Linked DNA regions of Homo sapiens: region 1 is linked to region 2. The links are chromatin loops, found by intact Hi-C in ENCODE. Cell type or tissue: ascending aorta. All regions are shown on one strand. Each heading gives the region's core, and the rest is flanking DNA. Links, peaks and the distances in the headings are about the cores only. Region 1 overlaps TAFA1 (TAFA chemokine like family member 1). Region 2 overlaps TAFA1 (TAFA chemokine like family member 1).

Region 1 (2,926 bases), core at 239-2,738, 100 kb before region 2:
AAACTACACCCCAAACTGTCACACTGTCACTTCTGCTGCATTTTACTGGCCAGAGCAAATTACACAAGACTCTACCTTTTGATGAGAGTTACTGCAAAGTCACAAAAAGTATGGATAAAGGAGGAAATGAATGGCCAGGGCCACTACTGCAACTAATCTACAAACCACTTTTCTATTGACTTTCTTTTTTTCTTAATACTTTGTAGGAACCTTGCATAGGGTCTTTATACAAACCTTTTGATGATTATTTTCATTTCATATTTCTTCTTCCATGCCGTGAGAACCTTTCTATTTTCGTTATGAAATCATTTAATGAAGACAGGTTTTAATGTATCTAAATGTGTCGATATTAACATTAATGAATAATATTGAGTCCTATTTATTAAAATCTTCCTCTATCCAAGCTTATATTCTCCCATATTTTATTTTCAATCATTTACTGTATTACCTTTCACATGTAAGTATTTGATTCACCTGGATTTGATTTTTGTAAATGGTGTGAGTCAGGTGTGCAGTTTGCTTTTTCCATATGGATTTCCAATTTTCCCAGCACCGTTTATGGAAAAGATCATCACTTTCCTACTTCTCTGCAGCACCACCTTTCTCTTGAATCAAGTGTCCTTATGTGTACATGTTTATTGCAGAAATCCATTCTGTTCTATAGCAATCTTTGCCTATCCTCACAATAACATAACACTGCCTTAGTTACTGTAGTGTTCAAATAAATCTTGGGATCTGGTGCGAAAAATTGCTCTCAGCTTATTGTTGATTTTCAAGAGTGTCTTGATTAATAGGGCTTTGTATTTCCATATACATTTTAGAATCAGCTCACCAATTTCTAAAATTCTACCTGCCAAGTTACTGATACACGACATTGAGTGTAAAAAGTAATCTAAAAAATTAATTTGAGAATAATTGATAGCTTTAAGATTAAATTTCTTCCAGTCTATGAATATAATATATATTTATGTGTAGGTCTTTTTCATTTCTTTAAATAATGTTTTGTCATTTTATTGATAGGAACATTCCATATCTTTTATAATTGCATTCTTAGTATTTGATTATTTTGATAATATTATAAACGGTATTTTTAATTCATTTTTTTCTGTTTATTTTTGGCATAGAGGAATTTAATTGATTTTTATATTTACCTATTCAGCAACCTTGCTAATATCACCTATTAATTATTTTAACATCTGTCAATCATGAATGTATTATTTCTTCATTGCCAATCCTTATTTTTTTCTTGCATTACTGAACTATCTAGGGCCAAGGATACAACATTAAAAAATAATGTTTATAGCAGGCATCTTTTGTTAGTCCCAGACTCTAAGGGAATGGGGAGGGGGTCAATATTTAACCATTAAATATAATATCTATTTATGGTTTTGGCCAATATAATGTATTAGATTAAAGAAATTATCTTGTTGATTAGTAAGAACTTTTAAACTCTGAAATAATTTTATCAAACACTTTTTCTGTATTAATTGAAATGATTTTCTTCTTTTATTCCATTAATGTGGCACATTACCCTTAAAAATTAAGAAACATTAAACAACTTTGAATTTCTGAATAAGCTCATTCAGCAGGATGCATAGCTGAATTCGATTCGCTAATTATTTGTTTAGAATTTCTACTTCTACACTCATGAGTTAGACAGGACTCATAATTGTCCTGTCCCGTAATTCCTTTTTTGAGTTTTGTTGGGAGGGGCCCACTGACCACAGGGAACAGATGCCCACTGTTAAAGCTTGCCTTGCTCTGTCTCTTCTCTATATGAGTATAGCATTTTTTTTTCATCCAGTGCTTCACTGTGTTATTTTCATTGGTGACTCTGATACCAAGATGCAATGGACAGAAGTGCTTGAACTTCTACTCCTGATAATAGGCAGCAGACGTTGATTACCCAACAGTCAGTGTTTTTATGGAGTATCTTTTCCTATTCTTTTAGTGAAATAACTATCTGAAAAATAACTGGCTTTTAATTGGGGCATTTAATGCAATTATTAATGTATTTGTAAACAATCTACTAAGAATACTACTAATGTCCTAACAATCTACCAAGAATTTGTCCTGCCCTACATTTCTTCTCTCTCTCTCTCTCTCTCTCTTTCTCATGTGTGTGTCATGGATTATTTATTCCTACTATTCTTTTTAAGAATTATAATACACTTTTTGAAATTATTTTATTTGTTATCCTAAAGATTAAAACATATTTTCTTAGCTTAGCATAATCTAATGCTGATTAGTGTTTTTATTTTTACCCTCTTCCTCAGAATTTCAAGAAACTTAGAACACTTTTGCACAATTAATCTGATGTTTATGCTGTAAGTATTATATATTTTAATTCTGCCTATGTCATTTATATTCATAATTAATTTACCATTTTACTCTGAATCCCTTCTTAATTCTTTAAGTTTCTCTCTGGGAACATTCTTTTTCTGTTTGTAAGATCTTTCTTTAGTTTTTACTTTGGGTATTATTGTCAAAAATCACTCACTCTTCATCTATATATATATTTATTTTGCCCTCCTTTTTGAAGGTTATTATTATTGGGCATGGAATTCATGGTTGGCAGCTTTCTTTCTTTTGGAACATTGAAAATATCAGCTCATTGTTCTTCTGGCTTCCATTATTTCGGTTGAAAAGTCAGCTACTAGTAGATTGCACCTACCCAAAATGTGGTCTAGGAAATAGCAGCATAATATACCTGGTTATCTTTGATTATGTTTTGGACATTTTATTTTAAATGTTGCTTGTAAAAAACAATTTGATCTGTAGTGGTAGCCTATATTTCTATAGGAAAGATTATCATTTTGTTTCAGCTTGGCAGCTATGCCCTAGCAGCTCAGGATCACATTAATTCTAGAGTTAGAGATTGAGATTTGGGAGGAGGGGGGCATTCAAACAACTCTTACTGTGATGA
Region 2 (2,926 bases), core at 273-2,772:
ATTTCATTAGTGTCCCTGGAGATTTAAGACCTACAAGGGAAAACGTCACAACTCTCATCCAAAATAAAAGCATATTTTTATTCTTAAAATCAAAAGATTGTATTAAAGAGTCTGACTGGAATAATCTAGAATATGGCTATGACCAAGATCTATCACTTTAATCTTTGCAGCTATTGTCAAAAACCAAAGAAAGTTGAATAAACGTATTATATAGAACTATTGGATGTTAAGTTTAATATCATTTTAATCATTCTGCATCTAGGAAGGGATATTTATAGTTTCTTCATTTCAACAATAAAGCTGAAATGGGTCTCAGATGTATTAGCACTTGGGGTCAAAATTGGTTTCAGTGCTGCAGTTTCTTGGGGTATTTGACGCACAGATCAACCACGCATTGGTTGATAATACACAAATTCTAAGGAAGAAAATGGAGAAAACAAATATTGAGTTTAATTTCAGCCAGAACCTAATATGTGATTCTCAGTTTTAAACTACGGTATTTTAACAATAAGCCCTATAAAGACATAAGTTTACTTATTATACATAACCCCCAATGAAAAACTCCATATATTCACTGATTAAGAGAGACAACTATGTGAAAGCTTGTTACAAACGGTACTGTATCTATTTCATGATTATACGCACAGAGTAAAATAAGACACATAGCATTGGTAGTATATTCTAGCCATGTACCACATGGTTAACAAAACAATAGCAAGAGAAAAAAAAGAGTTGTTGCCTTGGCTATGTGGATTATTAGCTGTGTGAACAGCAAAACTTTATTCATCAAACATCCCTGGCTTGTGGGTTTACAGTCTATTAAGGGGGGACATCAGTAATTCCCAATATTTGTGAAGAACTTTACAGCTTACAAAAGACTTATTCGAAGTTATTTTTATTATATTTACACCCCACCTCTCCCCGCCCCCAACCACCATATCTATAAATGGGGAATGAGAGCAGAAAAGTCAGTTGCCCAAGGTTATGTCACTAACCTTAAGTGACAGAGACTCAGGTGGCCAGCCCCGAGCCCTGCCTTTCCCCCTCAACCACGTGCCACTCACTAGTTCTGCCATGGCCACCTCTCAGAATGGGTGTGCAGTTGAGATTGGACCAAGTATTGACATAATGAAAGTTTTCAAAAATTATATGAAGGGGCTCACACTTCCTCAAAGAAGCTATTTGGCATGGTCACTCGGTGCACCGAGAGGCATTTTCGCCTCCTGAGGACACAGGCTCTGGCGGTGAATCGTGCTGATTTGACCTCCAATGGCAGCTATTCCCTGTGTGGCCTCAGACAAGCCACCTAACCTTTCAGAGCTTCTGTTTCCTGGGCGAAAGGGGAGAAATTACACCCACTTGCATAAGGATTAAACTGAACAGTGTGAACTAATCCTCAGAGCCCTGCCTAAAACATACACGTAGTAGTTGTTTTTATTATGAATTCTTATTCTTGATCATCACAACGAATGCAGATGTCCCGCACTGTTTATTATTTATGACCATGTAACAAGTGAAAGACATTTGTGCCAGAACAAATTGTGATTAAGTGATTGGAGGTAAAGTGGGAATCTCAAATTCACTTTTGTTTTCCCTCCATCTCGGCTGCACTGAGGGTTTGAGTGGCGGTTCCCGCGCCAGGCTCAGGACACAGGATGCAGAAATACAAGCGCGTCCTGAAGAGGGCGGTTTCCCTGCCCACCTGCAGGGGCACCAGCGCCCCCTCGCCTTCCCTGTCAGACCAGGGCTGGGGGAAACAGGGTGGCAGGGCCCAGAAACAGCCCCCAGCCTCAGCCCCTAGCACAAGCCAGCCCCACCCCTTCTCCCGGGGCGGCCCGAGCTCCAGCACCCAGCAGGCTTGCGCGCTCGCTGCAGCCTGGTGCAGGCGCGCGGGAGGACCCTGGGCTGCATCCGCGCTCTGACATGCCTGCCCCCAGCAGGGAAGCTGAGCCCCAGGAGGCAGCAAGCGGGGCCCCGGAAGGTATTGCTGGAGGGCTGTACAGAAGAGCCTAGTATCGGTGTCCAGGCCGACTGAGGAGCCAGGGAAAGGCGAGGGCGTAGACGCTGGACTACGCAGCAGGAGGAAGCTCGACGGATGGGGGGAGGAGGCCATTGATGGGATTTGGAGAGGCGGGTGGAGGGCTGGGAGCACTTCAGAACTGAGCATCAGAAACTTGGGCGCGCAACTGGTCCCCAGAGCCCGAACTTGACCGTCGCGAGAGAGGAAGGGAGGGGAGGGAGGGAGGTGGGGTGGAGGGTGAAGGCGGGGTGAGTAGTAGAAGGATGCGAAGGCTGATACTGAACAGAAAATGGAAGGAAATTTTTCCAAGAACCGGGGAAGGTAAGGACAATCGAGCTGGGAGGGACTGTAATGAGAAAGCTGGAGAGGCAAAGAAGGAGAGCAAAATCCAGAATGAAGAGCGAGGCCGTGGAAGGGTGAGAAATATACTTTGAACATTAAGAGGAAGAAAGCAAAATGCGTCCGGAACTAAAAATTCAATATAGGAAAAACAAAACAAAACAAAACAAAAATCAGGTGGGAGGGACTTCGTCCCTGAAACTGCCAAAAGAGAGGGAAAAATGCCACTGAGCATACCGGAAGAACAGAAAGTGAAGGAAGGGAGAAAGGAAAGAAGGCACATTAAACCAGGCAAGAAATAGTAAGTTACTTTTTAATTTCTTTTTCATTGACAACTTGCTTCCAAAGTTAGTTTGGGGACTATGCCCCCACAAAATTCTTAGCCACATACAGACCAAGATTATAGTAGGTAAAATCCTCAAGTATTGAAAGTTATTCCAACTTTTGCAGAATATTCTGCTATTGGCCAAAGCATCCAAAAACAGATGACTTCTACTTTTCAAGGTGTGTAGAAGCAGGTGGGGTGACACTTAGAAAAACACACCTTTTCTGAGAAATTAATAGAAA

What was found. Hi-C counts contacts between places; a loop is a spot of excess contacts. Peaks named below come from ENCODE experiments on the same cell type or tissue, not always from the same donor. Only the 100,000 strongest peaks of a DNase experiment are listed, where the experiment ranks them.
Region 1: a loop joins it to region 2, with 2.3 times the contacts of the local background. A loop is called at or near these places in 4 of 110 quality-filtered maps.

Annotation. Positions count from the first base shown.
Region 1 is chr3:68,110,966-68,113,891 of GRCh38, reverse strand. All of the region lies in intron 2 of TAFA1 (TAFA chemokine like family member 1), which reads right to left. Among named protein-coding and RNA genes, the nearest start is that of TAFA1, 110 kb to the right of the region's middle. In ascending aorta, for the core only: no CTCF peak of the experiment used is centred there; no DNase peak of the experiment used is centred there.
Region 2 is chr3:68,006,925-68,009,850 of GRCh38, reverse strand. The region is part of intron 2 of TAFA1 (TAFA chemokine like family member 1); the gene reads right to left. Among named protein-coding and RNA genes, the nearest start is that of TAFA1, 4.1 kb to the right of the region's middle. In ascending aorta, for the core only: a CTCF peak has its summit at 1,677 (motif pointing right); a DNase peak (open chromatin) is centred at 1,943; H3K4me3 peaks cover 1,500 bases; H3K27ac peaks cover 1,161 bases.